2 separate regions of the Homo sapiens genome follow, and region 1 is linked to region 2. A link is an interaction called in ENCODE POLR2A ChIA-PET data of the cell type or tissue named here. Cell type or tissue: Caco-2. All regions are shown on one strand. Each heading gives the region's core, and the rest is flanking DNA. Links, peaks and the distances in the headings are about the cores only.

Region 1 (9,484 bases), core at 4,149-6,648, 84 kb before region 2:
TAAAAAGAATGAAATCATTTTATTTGCAACAACATGGATGCAGCTGGAGGCTATTATTCTAGGTGAATTAATGCAGGAACAGAAAACCAAATACCACATGTTCTCACTCAGAAGTGGGAGATAAACATGGAATACACATGGACATAAAGATGGGAACAATAGACACTGGGGGCTACTAGAGGAGGGAGGGTGGGAGCAGGGCAAGGGTTGAAAAACTGCCTGTTGGGTACTATTCTGACTACCTGGGTAATGGGATCATTTGTACACTAAACTTCAGCAACGTGCAATTTACCCGTGTAATGAACCTGCGCATGTACCCCCTGAATCTAAGAAAATAGTTGAAAAAAAAAGTGGGGAGAATGTACATCCTTTTCCTCTTCCTGATCTTAGGGAAAGCATTCATTTTTTTCACCATTAAGTATGATGTTAGCAGTGAGTTTTTCATATCTTCCCTCTTTCAGATTGAGGAAATTCTCTCCTATGCCTACTTTGTTGAGGTTTTTTTTTTTTTTTTTTGGCATCATGAAATGGAGTTGGATCTTATCAAATGTATTTTCTGCCTCTATTGAGATGACTGTGTAGTTTTTGTCCTTTATTCTATTAATATGTCATAGTATATTGATTGATTTTCATATGCTGCACCAACCTTACATTCTGAGATAAATACCGCTTGGGCATGGTGTATAATCCTTTTCATATGTTGTTGAATTCAGTTTGCTAGCATTTTCTTGAAGATTTTACATCTATATTCATAAAATATATTGGTCTATGCTTTTCTCATGATATCTTCGTCTTGTTTGGCATCAGGGTAATAGTGGCTTCACGGATTGAGATGTGAAGTATTCCTTCCTCTTCTATCTTATTGGAATAATTTATGAAGTATCGGTGTTATTCATTAAACATTTGGTGGAACTCACCAGTGACTCCATCTCGGCCTCAGCATACCCTCTTCCTGATCCTTCAACTGTTTGTGGGCTTTTTTTTTTTTTTTTTTTGAGAGAGAGAGTCTCGCTCTGTTGCCCAGGCTGGAGTGCAATGGGACGATCATAGAAGACTGCAGCCTTGAGGGCCTGGGCTCAAGCGATCCTTCCACCTTGGCCTCCTAAGTAGCTGGGATTACAGGCATGAACCACCATGCCTGGCTAATTTTGTTTAAATTTTTATTTCTTTTATTTTTGTAGAGATAGGGTCCCACTATGTTACCCAGGCTGGTCTCTAGCCCCTGGCCTCAAGTGATCCTCCCACCTCAGCCTCCCAAAGTGTTGAGATTAGAGGCGTGAACCATCATGCCCGGCTCAACTCCCCACCCCAAATATACAGTGTACAGTAACTTTTTAATCAAAACAGCATTATAGATGGGGAATGAAAGCCTGCTGTTATTTGTTGCTGTTGTTTTACAGTTGATGCAGGCATTCTGGTGATGCTACTGTGCTGCTCAGTTACCCTGAACACATTAGTTTTTTACTGCATTAATGGTATGTCATATTTTTTACTATCAAGTACTTAGGTGTGAATTAGCATAAGAAAATGATTGCTAATCAGAAGCATATAAATTCAGAGTCAGGAATGATGGTGATGCCAAACAACCAGATTGTCCACATGGGGGGCTGGGAGAGTGGCACCTTTGCCTTCTGATGGTTCAATGTACACAAACTTTATTTCATGCATAAAATTATAAAAATATTGTATAAAATTACATTTGGACTATGTCTATAAGGTATATATGAAACATAAATAAATTTTGTGTCTAGACCTGAGTCTTGTCCCCAAGAGATCTCTTTATGCACATGCAAACGTTCCAAAATCCCCCAAAATCCAAAATCTGAAGCACTCTGTTCCCAAGCATTTTGGATATGGGATACTCAACCTGTATTTTATATATATATATGTGTGTGTGTGTATGTATGTGTGTGTGTATATATGCATATATGACTACTTTTCAAATGTATGTCAAGCTGCGTGACAAATAAAATGCAAATTCATTTTAAGATGTTACTGAATTTTTGGTCATTTTTTGGACATAAAATTTCTCAGTGTTTACTGAAAAGTCTATCTACTTTGTATGTTGCAAGGACTGTGGAATTTATAGCTGTTAAAAAAGTATCTTCAAACTCAAATGATAGAGAAGCACTAAGACATTCCCCAAGGTCTCTTCTAGCCTGATGGAGTGATATTAACAATATTCTATTTTCTGAATTAGAGAGCCTGGAGCAGGGGTAGAGTATAATGTAAAATTATTATGTCAGTCATCATACTTATTGTGTTCAGGATGCTTTTCTGACAAGAGGGTATTGTAGGTTATAGGAAAGAAAGGCTCTACCAACAATGAAATGAGCAGGCCAAGACATTAGGATGCAGAGATTTTTATGGGAGGACAATAATAGGTTATTAGGAACTGATTATATGGTAGAAATAATGCAGGGGAAATGGTGGTCACTTTCTCCATTAAATGGCAATAGCTGTTGCATAACAACGATTGATGTAAATTAGTCTTTTTTTTTTTAATTGATGAAAGAAGAGTTTTGAGGGTAGAAAATTTCATCAAAAGAACCGAAATAGCATGTTCTTGAGTAGAATTCATGTTAGCTGCAGGAATTACAATTTCCTACTGTTTGGTAAGAACGTATCATAGATATAATGTTTTAACTAATAAAATTCAAATTTTTCTATAACTGAAAAAAATTTTAACACTCTGCAGGGCAGGAGGTATTGGCCAATCAGAATATGCCCTGGATCAATTAGAATGGAAGCCTGCTCAGACCGGGCCCCTGCGATGCCAGGCTTTAACCTTTTAGTTGCAAGTGGGTCCTGGGCATCCCAGGGGAAGGGTTGAGACAACCAGGACAGCTGGGGGAACAGGGTAGGCATGGGGAAGGGAGCTTGGGCAGTGGGTATGTATCTATGGGCATGGCTGTCTTTCAGTATCTCCATATTCAGAGGTTGAATGTAGGCCATCCTTCCAGCTGCAGCACTGAGTGGCATATGAGGCTTGCAGCCCAGGCTTGGCCTCTTGCCTCCCATACAGCCAACTCTCCATGGCCACAAGCCCATCTGGTATCACTGCATGCACTCTTCTGCTCCAAATTTGACTTTAAAATGCTCCACTGTGCTGGGCAGTTTTCCACCCAGGTGATAAACTTGTGAACCTCCAAATCAGGCTTTGGTTGAATGAGTTCATCTCCTGCTCACAGCCTGTGTACAGGTGAACTGTGTAGAGGAAAGAAGGCTAAATTTGGGGTCAGGAGCCTGGTTCTGGGTTCACATCTCAGCTCTACTACTGTTTCCCCGTATGCCTCTGGGTAAGTCATTTCATCCCTGTGACCTCAGTTTCATGGTCAGTAAAACAGGGTGATGACTTCTGCCATTGTAGGGCCCCTCACAGGACTGTGCTGAGGTTTAAATAAGACAAAGGAGGTGAAGCACTTTGCAAACTGTAAGGCTCAGTGCACACATGAGTGAGTCTGTATTCCATAGACTGAAGGATCTGGCTGTTGAGAATGTTGCTGGTCTGTTTCTGATTAAATCAGGAGTTACATAGATGCCATTTATTTAGAATGTTCCCTGACTATCCTCAAATATGCCCATAATGTAGCTTTGGCTTTTCATGGAGAGGGGAGGGTGGGCTGCAGAAGGTGTGATCTTTCTTTCCCATTAACCCTACAGCCTCACACAAAATCAGAGCTGAAATGGACTGCCAAAGAATACCTACTCCACCTCTCTCAGTTCAATTAATGGGATCCCTGAGATCCAGAGAGGGCCAGTGAGTGCCCATAATGCATTATTAGTAGAGCCAGAACCAGTTCTTTTGATTCCCAACTCTTTTCGTCACAGCATGTGACATGTCTTGTGGCTAACTTTTCATTCAGATTTATGTTTTCTTTCATTCAATAGCATTTATTGAGTCCCTACTAAGTGTTGGTTTCTGTGATGATCACTTGGGGTAGACAAATGGGGTGCAATTCTGCTTTCAGGTTGCTCATGGCTCTGGGCAGAGAATGCTCTTTCAGAGTCCTGAGCGAGGGACAGGTAAAGTTCTATCTGTGTAGATTTGGCCACCTTCTTTGAGGGTGGCGGTGGTTTTTGAGAATGGTCAAGAAGTGTGATTCTATAACCCCAGCACTTTGGAAGGCCAAGGTGAGAGGATTGCTTGAGGCCAGAAGTTGGAGACCAGCCTTCTCAACATAGCAAGACCCCTATCTCTGCAAAAAATTTAAAAAACTAGGTAAGTGCAGTGTTGCACACTTATAGTCCCAGCTGCTGTGGAGGCTGAGGTGGGAGAATCTCTGAAGACTTTGAGGGTGCAGTGAGCTGTAATTGCACTGCTCTCCAGCCTGGGTGACAGAGCGAGACCCAGTCTCAAAAAAAAAAAAAAGTGTGATGAAGCTCTGCAATGCTGACCTAATACCAATGATGACCAAGCATTCTCACCTTCCTGTCTCATTTAGTTTTTACAACAATTTCCTCTCATATTGCAAATGAGGAAGTTGAGACTCAGAAAAGAGAAGGCATATGGCTGGGGTCACAGATCTGGAAAGAACCACAGTCACTTTGATGGATTCCAGGGCCTTGTAGGTCTTACGAACTGGCTTAATTCAGGGAGAAAGAGCAGGGCTCAGGTGCTTGGGAGACCTGGGTTCAAATTCCAGCTATGCCACTTCCCAGCTGGGTGACTTGGGCAAATTACTGTTATAGAGACTCAGTTTCCTCATGTGCAAAGTAGAGAGATAATAGGGTATGTACCTTAGGGGCTCCTTGAAGGTGCTATCAGCGACTGAGGGTAAAGCCCCCAGCTAGTGCCTCTCGCATACAACGATACAGTGGGAACTCCATACATGCTCCTTTGCAGCCCCTCCCGGCCCCTGCTGTGAGTGGCTTGGTCAGTATTCCTGGCTCTCCGGAGCAGTTCTGTGCTCCCAGGAGAGTGGCCTGGAAGGTTTTCCTCTGTCGAACAATAACAAGGGCAGCGGCAAAGGTGAGGTTTGCTGAAGGTGCAGGCCTGAAAACTGGGGCCCTCTCCCCCAAATTTCGATCTCTCTCTTTTCCTCTCTGTCTTCTTCCCTATCCCTCTACTCCCTTCTCTCTCCCTCTACCCTCTTATCTCCCCTCCCCCTTCCTCTCTGTCTCCCACCCCTCCCCCTTTTCTTCCCTGTCTCTCTCCTGGGTGGAGCCTACTCCAAGCTTCTGAAGGCGCAGTGTGGATACCCAGAGTGGCTGGCCACGCCTGACTGCACAGGTGTCAGTTCTGTCTTGTCCCTTCTGCATTCCGGCTTCGTATGTCAGCACCTATGAAAATCTTCCAGGTCTTGGGTTTGAATAGCCCCTTAGCTGCCTGGGAGACAGGAGGCTGGCTCTGTTTTGCCTGTCAAATCATCCGCTTTGTTTGTCTACGGGCAGGTAAGCCGGGTCCTCTTCCATAATACAGACAGGGCCATCAGTGTCAGGGCTGATTCTACCAGGCTCAGACTGAACAAACAGCCATCTGCCCCACCGGTGAGGCCAAGGCCAGGCAGCGGCAGGGCCTGCTATTCTTCAGGAGCCGTTTGATGACAGGCTGGGAGTGGATATCACTCCACTGGGAGGGAGCTGAGCTCAGACTTGCCTCTTCCAGCCGGCGCAAATCCTCCTTTCCTGACTGGGTCTAACCTTCCGAAGGACTCCCACTTTCACTCCTGCCATCATCAGCATGTGATACAATGAGATAAAGAAATGGGCACAATGAAAGGAGACAGAGATCTTGCTACACAAAGAGTCCATGAACATATACAGAAAACCCCATAATCTGCCAGATTTCTTCTTTTGCTTTGCTGCTAGGAGACATGGAAGGAATTTAGTGCTGGTGGTAATTATTAACTCACCCCAATGGTCTGGCAACATCCTCTGCTCTTTTGAATTGGTTCTCTTAGTTTAAAATTCATCTTTCTTGGATATATTTTTTTTATTGTGGTAAAAAACATGTAACATAAAATTTACCATTAATGACATCGAGTAATTCACAATGCCATGCAATCGATTGTGCACTCACAATCTGCACCACTATCTAGTTCCAGAATGTTTTCCTCATCCCAAAAGGTAACCCCTTATCCACTAAGCAGTCACTCCCCATTCTTTAACTTTTAAGACATCACAGATATCTTTGTGAAATGAGTAGGGGGTATAGATTCTAAATAAAAATAATAGATCAAAGAACAGACAACTTTTACATTTCATTGCATTAGCTGTACCTATTCACCTTTTATTTTTCCAAATTCATTTTTGTTTCATTTTCTTTTGTCCATTGAGGGTCTGAGTTGTGGGCCATTTCTGACCTGTCATTCCAAATTCCATTCCTTCTTTTCCCATCCCTTTTTCCTCTTTTTTCTCTTCCCTTCCTTCAGATCTTCAGGTCTACTGTTTATCTACTTAATTACCTATTATCTATCTATCTATCCATATTTCTGTCTCATCCATCATGTTTCAAAAATCTATCATCTATCCATGTGTCACCTACGTATCTATCTACCTATTAAAAATCTTTCATCTGTCCATCAATCATATATCTATTACATCTCTATCACATTTCTATTCTCCACCCATCTTTCTATGCTTCTCTTTGTAAATCTAGATAATTGGTTCTCAGTCCTGCACATTAAAATCACCTGGAAATACATTGAAATCACCTGAAGAGTTTTTAAAATCTATGGATGCCTGGGCTCCATTTCAGGCCAATTGAAATAGAATATTTTGGTGTAGGGCCTGGTGATCTGTATATTTTGAAAGTCCTCCCAGATGAGGCTGGGTACATTGGCTCACACCTGTAACCCCAGCACTTTGGGAGGCCGAGGGGGTGGATCATGAGGTCAACAGATCGAGACCATCCCGGCCAACATAGTGAAACCCCGTCTCTACTAAAAATACAAAAATTAGATGGGCATGGTGGTGCACGCCTCCAGCTACTCGGGAGGCTGAGGCAGGAGAATTGCTTGAACTGGGACCCGGGAGGTGGAGGTTGCAGTGAGCTGAGATTGTGCCAGTGTACATCAGCCTGATGACAGAGCGAGACTCAGCCTCAAAAAAAAAAAAAAAAAAAAAAAGTCCCCCCAGATGATTCCAAAGCATAGTGAATGTTAAGAAGCACTCACTTGGACATACCTCTCTGATACTTAACCTTCTGCAAAAACTCCTTGTCTGAGCTCTGGTCCTCAGTTGGCCTATTTTTTATATAAATGGAAGTTTTCTACACATAATCCTTCATAATTTGCTTTAATAATATGTATAAATGACTTTCTATGTAGTTAAATATTTTTTAAGAGCATCATGTAAAATGTTGCTTAGTATTCTATTAGCATATATGTTACATTTATTTTGTCTTCTGTTGGGATTCTGATTAGGATTATATGAAGTCTATAAATGAGTAAGGGATAACATGTATATTTGATATATATGTTTAATTTAAAAAATTGGAATTTTAAGCATATACAAAACAAATAGTATGATGTATCCCTTTGTACTCATTACCCAGCCCTAACAGCCATCAATCCTGTCCAATTTGGTACCATCTGTGCCCCCATCGTCCCCTGTGCTCATATTATTTTGAAACAAATCCCAGACGTCATTTAAATTCATCTGTAAATATTTCAGTGTATATCTCTAAAAGATATCAAAACCCCAATACTGTTGTTGTACTCCCCAAAAATTAACAATAAGTCTTTAATATCATCAAGGGCAACTTGATGACTTGTTAAAAGTCAAGGTTTAAATTTCCAACTCATTCATTCATTTCATGAATTTATTTGTTTTTGTTTCTACATTTTGTTTTGGGTTGGCTTTCAGTAGTCTTATCTCACTTAATACATAAAGTATTGCTCCATCTTTTATTTTCTCTGGAATTTATTTGTTGAAGAAGCTGGATTGTTGGTCTTATAGAGTTTTCCATATTCTGAATTGTATTTTTATGGTGTAGTTCAACATGTTTTTATCTTCTGTATTTCTCATAAATTAGTGGCTTGGGCTAATACTTTGTATGACATTGAGCCTTTCAATTCATGAACATGTTTTATTTATAATTTGTTTAGGTTTTCCTTAATGTCTATCAATAAAGTTTTCTATTTTCTCAGTAAAGGCCTTGTGCATCTTATTGAAATTATTTCTAACACTTTGTCTTTTTAAAAAATAAAATTGAAAATATTAGGTCTTCTTAAATTGAAGTTTCTACTTGTTTATTGCTGATGGATATAACAGCACTGAACTTTTTACATTAATTTTGTAACTGGTTATTTGGCAACTGGTTAAACTCTCTTAAAAAATCTAATAATTTATTCTAGAGTTCTTTGTGTTTTGAGTGTATATAATTATATAATTTGTGAGTAACGACACTTCTGTTTTTTCCTTTCAAATATGTATGTAACTTTTCTCTTGCTTTATTGCTTTCAATACAATGATGAATTAAAGTGATGATATTGGGCATCCTTGTTTTGATCTCTATCTAAAAATAATGTTTTAATGTTTCACAAATAAATATAGTATTTTGCCATAGTTTTTTTTTGGTTGGGGGGGATACACTTATCAAGTTAAGAAGTTTCCCTCTGTGCCTAGATTTTAGGGAATTATGTCATAGATTGGATGTTGATTTTTTAAATGCTATTTCTGCATTTATTGAGATAATCATATTCTTTAACCTGTTAATATTAATCTGATTTTTGAAAATGTTAAACCACCTTGTATTTTGGCGATATACCTTATCTAGAGCAAGATATACTATCATTTTTATATATTATTGGATTTGATTTGCTCATATTTTGTTTGCAAGTTTGGTATCCAGCTCATGAATAAGGTTGATCCATAATCAATTATCCTTTCTTTTAATGTTATTTTCAAGGTTTTGTGTCAAGTTTATGGTATCATCATGAAATAATTGGGGAATAGTCCTGTCTAGTCTGTTTGGGCTGCTGTAACAAAATAACTCAGATACTGGGCAATTTGCAAACAACGTGAATTTATTGCTTACAGTTTTGGAGCCTGGGAAGTCCAAGATCAAGTCAACAGCACATTCAGTGTCTGGTGAGGGCTTCTCTCTGCTTCTAAGATGGCACCTTCTATCTGTGTCCTTATATGATAGAATGGGTGAACAAGCTCCTTTTGGCTTCTTTTATAAAGGTGCTAATCCCATTCATGAATGCTCTCGCCTCCCAAAGGCCTCCCCTCTTAATGCTATTGCACTGGGGATTAGGTAGCAATATATGAATTTTGAGGGGGACACAAACAGTCAGACCGCAGTGAGTCTCATTTTCTGTTTCTTTTTCTTTTCTCTTTTTTTTTTTGAGATGGAGGTCCCGCTCTGCCGCCCAGGCTGGAGTGCAGCGGCGTGATCTCGGCTCATTGTAACCTCCACCTCCCGGGTTCAAGTGATTATCTTGCCTCAGCCTTCCTGAGTAGCTGGGATCACAGACATCCACAACCACGTCTAGCTAATTTTTGAATTTTTCAGTACAGACGGGGTTTCTCCATG
Region 2 (9,484 bases), core at 4,235-6,734:
AGGGAAAGCTGGGTGAAGAATATATGAGAATTCTCTGTTCTATCTTTCACAGCTCTTCTGCAATTTGAAAAGGTTTTTGAAATGAAAACAAAGAAAATAAATTACATTTGCTGCACAGACTGGTTGTTAGCCACTACCAAAGAAATATCAAAGCCAATGAGAATTTGCCCCTGCTTTATAGTTCTAATACATCAAACTGTCTAAAGGAGGCCTTCAGTTCTCAGATCTAGTTGACATCCCTCCATGTTGATCTAACAATCAGGAGGGTGGAGCAGGATATTTATCGCAATGGGCCCATTGCACAGAGGAGGGAGCTGAGGCACAGATCATAGCACCCCATCATCTCATTGTACAGATGGGGAGACTTAGGCCTAGAGAGAGGGAAGATTTGCCCTTGGTTATATAGCAGATAAAGGGGCCAATCCAGGGCTAGAACTCCTGCGTCCCCATCCTTAAAACTATCTTGGCTGCTGTTTCAGGGCAGCTGCAGACAAAGCTTAAATTTGAACTATGCAGGAAGGCAAAGGAGAGTAGTTTTCATCTTGCCCCCACCCCCTTCTCACCTTTGAGTTAAGCAATGAAGCTGAAAAGATCCTTCAACAAACAAATCCCTCCTCATTATAGAATCCACAGGCACATCAGCTCTTAGGAAACCTGAAAGGCAAGCTCCTGAGGAGGGAGGGCTGTTCATACATGCCTGTCCAGGTGCCCTCTTCCCTGCTCACTCTCAAGAAGACAGAATGTCTGTTTCAGGAGCAGCAGTGCGGTGGACATTCAGGTTCCCAGACCACCATGATAGAATAGGCTAGGGGTTGTGGGAGCAGTGAGGTTCCAAGAGCCGGCTTCCAGGAAGGCACACTGGCCAAGGCATAGTCTATACTTCCCTATTCCAAAGTTGGATTCTTTCTGGATGTTAGAAAATGCTCCAAAGTACTCCCGTTGATGGGAAAAGGCATTTGTGGAGTCAGGCCCATGTGGTGATCAGATAAAGAACGTTCCCAGGCCAATGGATGAATCCAGAAAAAGATGAGCCCTTTTTCCTTCAAAAGAAAAGTGCAGCTCCACTGTCCCTTTTAAACTACGAGAAAACTGGATTAGTGGGATATAGTTTTGCTCATGAAATTGGGGCCAGGAATTCTGGGCAAGGTTTGGCTGCGCCAAGAGATGGAATTGCCTTAGAGAAGGAAAATGCAGAGAAAAGATCCCACTTAAGCATCTTATTTGAGGGATATAGAATAGTTTCTCCATTTGCATAAATAAAATATTAAAGCTTTTTGTTCAGGAAACCTATATCTCAGAGGAAAAGAATGCAATAATTCCAGTAATTAACAATTCCCCCAAGAAGTGTGGTTTGCATCATACATGATCTTCTCATTTTGATCCTCTTGGTTCCCAGAAAATGCAATGTTCTTTCTCCAGGGCCCCATGAAGGAGAGATGGCATTGACAAGAAGACTTTGCATACCTATGATGTCAGAGTCCAAAGTTTCAACTCTTGGTTGATCAGCTTTTAAGATTAGAAAACACAACATGGTGTAGGAAAAGATTCTGGGCATTGCTGTACATCATCCTGGGCTTAAATCCTGGTCCTACTTGGTAGCTGCATGGCTGAACTTTGAAGAATTGGTTAGCCTCTCTGACCCTTTGGTTTCTCCTCTTTAACTACGGTAATAACTCCTACTTAATGGTATTGTTGGGATAGCTACCATCAGGTTCCATGGTACAGTGGGTGCTCAGAAGGTATTCTTGCTGAATATCTCTTGAATATCTTCTCTCTAATTTGCTTGTAAGGAGTCCTGTTTTGCAGGAATATGTGTTGATTAAGAATTTCTTTTAATTTTCCTCAGATAAATAAGAACTTCTTTCTGTCTGCTTTCTTTTTACAACTGCTGTATGGAGCTATGGAAAAGTTTCTTTTAATGACAGCTTTTAAGACCTTCAGCAGATTAGCACTTTCGATTCTGATTAAGCTAATCACAGTGCAGTTTACTGCTATTTTGTAGCAATTACCACCATTTTAATTGGCTAATTAATTGGGAAATAAATTGTTTAATGATGATCTGTTTTACCAGAATGTAAGCTTTATGAAGGCATGAACAGTAGGGACAGAATCTGTCATGTTTACTGCCATACTCCTCATACCAGCCATGTGTATGTGTGTGTATACACACATATATATTAAGCACAATATAAGTGTTGCTGTTACTTTTTGGTAGCAAATATTTATCCTTTGAGGGTGCAATCATTTTTGGAAGTAGCCAAAAGATAATCCCAGCCCTGTAAATGATCAAGCTGAGAAAGAGGGTTTTTGGTAAAAATCAAATATTTTATGTATTCATTTCCCCCCCCCCACCTTTTTTGTTGTTGTTGTTGAGACAGAATCTTGCTCTGTTTCCCAGGCTGCAATGCAGCGATGTGATCAGCTCACTGTAACTCAAAACTCCTGGGCTCAAGTGATCCTCCTGCCTCAGCCTCCCAAGTAGCTGGAACTGCAGGCACGCACCACCACGTCCGGTTAATTATTATTATTATTATTATTATTTTGGAGATGGGATCATGCTATGTTGCTCAGGCTATGTAGAACTCCTGACCTCAAGTGATTCTCCTGCCTCAGCCTCCCGAAGTGCTGGGATTATAGGTCTGAGCCACCAGGCCCTGCCTTCCTTCACTTACCAATATTTCTTTAGTCCTAAGTGCTGGGAGCTGGGAAGCCAAGCATGAACCTTGCTCTCAAAGGGCCTCTGGCCAGGCTGAGAAGACAGACAGACATATCAACAACTGCAGGAAAGGCCAGACAGAGCCTTGGAGCTGGAGGCAGGGGGCAGGACACTTGGATTCTAGTTCCAGCTGTGCTTTGAACTTGCTTTGTGGCCTTGAATAAGTCCTTCTCCTCTCTAGGCCTGTGTGTTGGGGGAATTAGACTGATGTGAAACATCTAGCTTTGTGGTCCTGGGATCTTGAGATTACTTTCAATAAGACAGTGCTCCTTCCAGCAGTTTCCATCTCTTGAATCCTGTGCGGCCTCTACAGGAAGGTGTGTGAATTCTGTCTGCTGAGAGCTTTCCAAAATGCCAGCCCTGCCAGCCTGCCTGGAGTGAAAAGGCCGTTCTTGGCCATGGTGCCTCCCCTCCTTGGCTGTGCAACCTGAGAACACCTGCTACTCTCTGGGTCTCAGAACCTCACATGTACAACAAAGAGGCTCTGCACAGAGGTCTCCAGGCTTCCTTCACGGCCTCCATCCTGTGCTCTCAGGTTGTCAGGACAAGAGCTGATATTTTTCAGGGCAGCACTTCACAAACTGTGTTCAGTGAAACATTTGTATTCTGTGGGACAGGAATAGGATTCAGCAAACAAAAAGTAGTGGTGGGAAGGGAGTTGTTCCAGCCTCAAATAAGTGTGGAAGATGCTTACTTTTTTTTTTTTTAATGGAGTCTCGCTCTGTCACCCAGGCTGGAGTGCGGTGGAGTGATCTCCGCTCACTGCAACCTCTGTCTCCCAGGTTTGAGCAATTCTCCTGCCTCAGCCTCCCAGGCAGCTGGGATTGCAGGTACCCGCCACCACACACAGCTATTTTTTGTATTTGTAGTAGAGATGGGGTTTCACCATATTGGTCAAGCTGGTCTCAAACTCCTGACCTTGTGATCCACCTGCCTTGGTCTTCCAAAGTGCTGGGATTACAGGCGTGAGCCACCGCACCTGGCCAATGCTTAGTTAAATTTAGACAAGAATCCTCAGGATGTTCAGCATGCTAATGACATTTTGAATTTCCTCGAGGAACAATGCAGTAGACAGAAAGGTAGACTTGCAAAGTGGCAAAATGCACAAGATGAGTTTGGAATCCTGGTTGCACTACTGCCTAGCTGTGCAACCACAGGGAAGTTCATTAGCCTCTGTGAGCTGCAGTTTCCTCACAGTTCAGAGGAAAATATGGACCCTGCCTTTTAGGGATATTATCAGGATGAAAGACAACATTGCATGTAAGATGCTATGGGCATTGTTATTATGTATTGCCCATGGGGTTTTTTGTGGGAGGAATAGCTATAAGCATCTCTCAGGATTGTAGTATTCCACAAACACAGTTTGGGAAGGGCTGAGCCATCTGTGTGTTCCAAACACTGCTGTTTTTTTACTCTGACGTTGCAAGACTTCAGTGAACATCTGTTCTGCCTCTTCATCCAGTTGAATTGATTGTGAAGTCCCAGGGTGCAATGGGGACACAGTTTAGGCACCAAGTACAGGGTTCTTAAAACTCAGGTGAGCCCAGGCCCTTAAAGCTTAGGTGGATAAGCAGGTGTGGCTCAACAGGGGTATCTGAGAAGGAGTTTAAAGGATGAGCCTGGAGAGATGGCCTTGGGAAGGTCATTATGCCAGGAGGAGGAATTTGGGCTTTACCCTGGGGCAACAGGGATTGTGCTGCATGTGCCTGGAGGCCCTGCCTTCTGCTCCACTTTGTCACACATCCTCTGACCTGGGCATCCAGGGCTGGTCCAAGTGGGTGGCAGGTAGACCAGGAGGCATTAGTGAGATGCTGGCTTCCCTCTCAGCATGGAGCCTGGGACATGTCACTCACCCCTCTTTGTCTTAGCCTCCACATCCATAAAATGAGAGGCATCACGACTCCTGGGCAGCCTGACCCACAGGGCTGTTGTGAAGGTTCAGGGAGATAAAGTATTTCAACGAGCACATTAAGTTGAGATCCTAGTATGTGCCACGCCTTGTATTTAGGCCTGGGGGAGACTGAGATGAACAACACATGATCCCTGCCCTTGAAGGCTCACAAGCTGCTGAGTTTGGTACACTGAAGTAAGTGCTAAGATAAAGATAAGCCCATGAAAGGGACCTTCACCCAATGTAGGGAGTGGAAAGGCTGATGAGGGGAAGGAGACATTTAGGAATCTTCCCGGGAGGAGGTGATGTCTCTGCTGAGTTCTGAGATACACCTGGTAGTTAGTGGATGAAGAAGGAAGAAATAAGTTTCCAGGCAGAGGAAACAGCATGAGGAAAGTCAAAGAAAAATGAAATGTCACAGTCCATCTGTGCAAATGAGTAGCAAGCAGTATTATTAGGACTTTAAATTTGAGGTATGGAAGAAGATGTAATGGACACCATTGGTGGCGACATTGTTTGCATTTAGACAGACAACACATTCAAAAGCTAAGGAAGTGAAGCTCTAACTGGACAACTCCAGTAATTAGCTTGTATAAAGCTTTTTTGTTTTCCCTGAAATTGCACCATGGTCTCTTTGCTATCTGTGATAGGTTACCTCGGTGGTGTTGGGCAGACTGCAGGCCTTGAATGCCAGGCTGAAGGGTTTGCTCTATAGCTTGCAGACTAATGGAAGAATTAGCCATAAAAGCCAGGGGATTTAGAATGGAATCCTTGGCATTCTCTGCATGTGTGGGGCTGGCTAGGCAAGGAGGTTCCCAGAAGAAAAACAGAGCAACCTTTGCCCTCCTTCTGTACTTAGGTGAAAAGCAGAATTAGAATGGGGCTGACTGAGTGATGTGGTTATTGTGCCTTCCTTTTGGGCTTCAGTATCCAATCTGCCCTAGTGCAGGGGGCTTAAGGCATGCCACTCGGGAGGCCAGATGATAAGCCCCAGCCACGGCCTAGGCTTTGGGGAGCTACTGCACACAAACAAGCCTGTGCCAGGGAATTAGTACTGTTGTTATTAAGAGAAAGAGGCTTGGCTGTAGCTCTCCAGCTGAGAACATGCACTGTCCAGGCTGCCACCACTGCAGGGAGAGTCTCTCATCCTGCTCCTCCAGGACACCCCCCATCACTGCCTTGGCCTCTGTGCTTGACAGATGAAACCTCCCATTGGGAGGCCCCTAAGGTGAACAGAGGCAAGGGCTGGGAGACAGGAGGTTAGGGACTCTGCCCCTAACCTACTGTGTAACCTTGGGTGAGTCCATTCACTTCTCTGAGCCTTTCTAGAAAGACTTTCTCACATTTCCGGAATGAAGAAAGTCCAACCCTGTGTAGGGCCAAGGGCAGATAATGAGCATTAGATAAGATAATGTGTGTGGAAGGGCTTTGCAGTGGAAGAGGTATTATTATCTTTATTAAAAGAGGCAGCAGGGGAGAGTAGAACAATGATTGGAAATGTGAATTAAATGTGCTGCCTTGTTATTTGGTAATCTTAAGAAATTTTACAAAGTTTTAAGGCACAACAATGGTATTTTAGTTACGTTTTTAAAATTGGCTTTGTCTTGTAAAGGCACATACTGAAGTATTTATGGACAAAACTATATGATGTCTGAGATATGCTTCAAAATAAGGAAAGGGTGAAATGGATGTGGATTAGGATGAAATAAGACTGGCCAAGAGCTGATCAATGAAGCTGGGTGACAGGTGAGTGAGGGTTGGTTACACTATTCTGTCTAATCTTCTATATGCTTAATTTTCCCATAATAAAAAGTTAAATCGGCTGGGTGCGGTGGCTCACACCTGTAATCCCAGCATTTTGGGAGGCCGAGGTGGGTGGATCACCTGAGTCAGATGTTTGAGACCAGCCTGACCAATATGGTGAAACCCCATCTCTACTAAAAATACAAAAATTAGCCGGGTGTGGTGGTTCATGCTTGTTGTCCCAGCTACTCCAGAGGCTGAGACAGGAGAATTGCCTGAACCTGGGAGGCAGAGGCTGCAGTGAGCAGAGATTATGCCACTGCACTCCAGCCTGGGGGACAGAGCCAGACAAAAAAAAAAAAGTTAAATCAAAGAGCATGTCACTTAGTCAGACTGACCTGCCTTCACCACCTAATATTTATGTGACCCAGGGAAGGTCACTCCCTGACTTTCATCTCTCTAAACCTCTTTACTCATCTGTTAAACAGGGTTACTAAAATAGCACCTGCTTCGTAGGGCTCTCATAAAGACCATATATGTAGAATGCTCAGCCTATGCCTGGCACATGGCAGGTGTATGGTAAATCATGATTCCCACTCCCTCTTAGAGATCATCATCCATCATTATATGTCACCCGATAGCCCTGCTGGATGTAGCTTGACATCCTGGGCCATGGTCTGTCTCCTAAGGTGGAAGAGGAGGTCCATTGTGACCCTAGGCTTTCTCCACTGGTTGGGGCACAGTTGGTATGCGGGAGCTCTGCGGTGGTGAGGAAGGGAGTTAATGTGGTGCCCCTATCTGTCCTCCTTCCCATCTGGAAGAAATGGGAGTGAGTGAGTAGAACACGCTTGGATTGGGCATTTTCTCTATGCTGACCACTGAGCTTTACAACCACCTTGTGAGGTTAGGGCTTTCACTCAGAGAGGTTAAGAAACTTGCAAGTGTTTGCACATCTAGTGGGTGAAGAGGAAAGAGGGAGGAAGAAATAAACAGAGCAGGTAGGGATGGAGGGAGGTGGAAAACGAGTACCTCCAGAGGAATGGAGGGGAGGTTGGAAGGGGATGAGAGAAGAGGAACAGGATGAATTAGGGAGAAGGGCGCAAAGGGGCAGGAGTAGGAAGAAAGTGGGAGAAGCAGAAGCATTCAGTCCCCCCTTCTCCTTCTCCTCCAGTGCCTCAGTTGAGAAAGTGTCTCCAACCCCTTCAACCACTGATTGGGAAGGGTGGGATACAGGAAGGACAAATCCACTTCCCTGGAGGTCTCTCTTTTCCCAGCAACTAGAGACCAGTCAGCACTGTGGGTCGGACAGCACCCTGGCCACACCTTTAGCTGGCAGGGGCGTTGCCCTCTCTCCTTGGATCTTATTGGACAGTGCTGGGTCTGCTCCCTAACCCCCTTCCTCAACTCCTCTCCTTTAGGCCACTGTTCTCAGATAGCTTGGGACCTGACCTAAAGGACCAGATGGAGCATGGGGTGTCTCTCCTGGGCAGGGCCTGACACATGGCAGGATATCTTTCACCTACCAGCCCTGGGCAGATAACCAAGGCTTCCTAAAACATGGGAGAAAAGACCCTGCCTGCAAAGGCTCAGTGTGCTTGGAGAGATAAGACAGATGTGTATGAAATTCCTGTAGAAAAACAGGAGGCATTTGGATTTCACTCCCAGGCAGCACGCCTGGGAGACCTGTTCTTGGAGCCTCAGGGAACCCCAGCCCTGCCACTCACCAGCTGTGTGACCTTGGGACAATCTCCAGAATATGAGCCTCAGTTCTCGCATCTGTAAAACGCAGATTACACTGTCTGCCCTGACTGGCTGTTTGAACATATGTAGGATGGCAGATGTGAAAGCACTTTGTGAACCCTGGTGTACTCTGTCCGTGTGAGGGCTTATTCCTGGGTGCCAGTCTGGGTGGTCAGGATGCTGAACTGTGTTTCTTTATTGGGCTGTAGTGTTTATGAAGGGATAACATGAGAACCCTCCACGTGAGGATAGCCCTAGATCTTGTCTGAGTCACTGTTGAGCATTTTATCTCCTGCCTTGTTCAGTGTCCACTGTGTGAAGACATACTTGCTCAGTTATTCCTAGAATACAACATAAAGGAAAGATGTGTGTTTCTTGAAAAGCAAAACTGATTCCTTTTTATCAGAAAGTGAAAATTATATCATCCGCCCTGATTTTCGTTTTGCCTCAGCTGTCTGGAGGCTCAAGGTAAAACTTAAGTGCAATAATAACAATATAGGTGCTTATTATATAACTTGCTTATTGTATAATTTTCTTTCTCTCATTTTTACCTGATTTTATTTTTTCTACTGATGTTTCAGAGTCAGTTGATGCCAAGCTGATCCAAAGGCAAGAATCATGTTAACAAGCCTGTATTAGTCCGTTTTCACACTGCTAGTAACGATACTACCTGAGACTGGGTAATTTATAAACAAAAGAGGTTTAATTGACTCACAGTTCCACATGGCTAGGGAGGCCTCAAGAAACTTACAATCATGGCAGAAGTCAAAGGGGAAGCAAGGACCTTCTTCATATGGCAGCAGGAGAGAGAGACAGTGCAGAGGAAAGTGCCAGACACTTATCAAACAACCAGATCACGTGAGAACTCACTCACTGTCACGAGAATAGTAAGGGGGAAATCCGCCGCCACAATCCAGTCGTCTCCCATCAGATCCCGCCTTTGACATGTGGGGATTACAATTGGAGATGAGATTTGGGTGAGGACACAGAGCCAAACCATATCAAAGCCCCAAACAGACCATTCCAGCCATCAAGAGCAACTATGACAAACGGGGAGGTAAAGTACACTTTACCACTGGTATTAGTTTCCTGTGGATGCTGTAAAAAACTTTACCACAAACTTGGTGGCTTGAAACTACAGAAATGTATTCTCTCTTTTCTGGAGGACGGAAGTCCCAAATCAAGGTGCCAGCAGGGCTGTACTTCCTCCGGAGGCTCCAGCAGGAGAATCCATTCCTTGCCTCTTCCAGATTCTGGTTGCTGCCAGTATTCCGTTGCTTGCGGCTGCATCACTCCAATCTCTGCCTCTGTCTTCATATCACCTTCTCTTCTATGTGTCTTCTGTCTGTGTCAAACGTCCCTCTTTTAAAAAATACATGTGATTGATGCAGGTC

What was found. ChIA-PET counts read pairs that join two places held together with the same protein. Peaks named below come from ENCODE experiments on the same cell type or tissue, not always from the same donor. Only the 100,000 strongest peaks of a DNase experiment are listed, where the experiment ranks them.
Region 1: POLR2A ChIA-PET joins it to region 2 with 5 read pairs; 2 of 35 experiments call an interaction of 5 or more read pairs at or near these places.

What each region holds. Positions count from the first base shown.
Region 1 is chr9:97,827,427-97,836,910 of GRCh38, reverse strand. All of the region lies in intron 1 of PTCSC2 (papillary thyroid carcinoma susceptibility candidate 2), which reads left to right. Among named protein-coding and RNA genes, the nearest start is that of PTCSC2, 21 kb to the left of the region's middle. RefSeq lists a silencer at 9,212-9,433. In Caco-2, for the core only: no CTCF peak of the experiment used is centred there; a DNase peak (open chromatin) is centred at 5,370; H3K4me3 peaks cover 598 bases.
Region 2 is chr9:97,743,701-97,753,184 of GRCh38, reverse strand. The region is part of intron 5 of PTCSC2 (papillary thyroid carcinoma susceptibility candidate 2); the gene reads left to right. Among named protein-coding and RNA genes, the nearest start is that of XPA, 51 kb to the right of the region's middle. In Caco-2, for the core only: no CTCF peak of the experiment used is centred there; DNase peaks (open chromatin) are centred at 4,714, 5,374 and 5,794.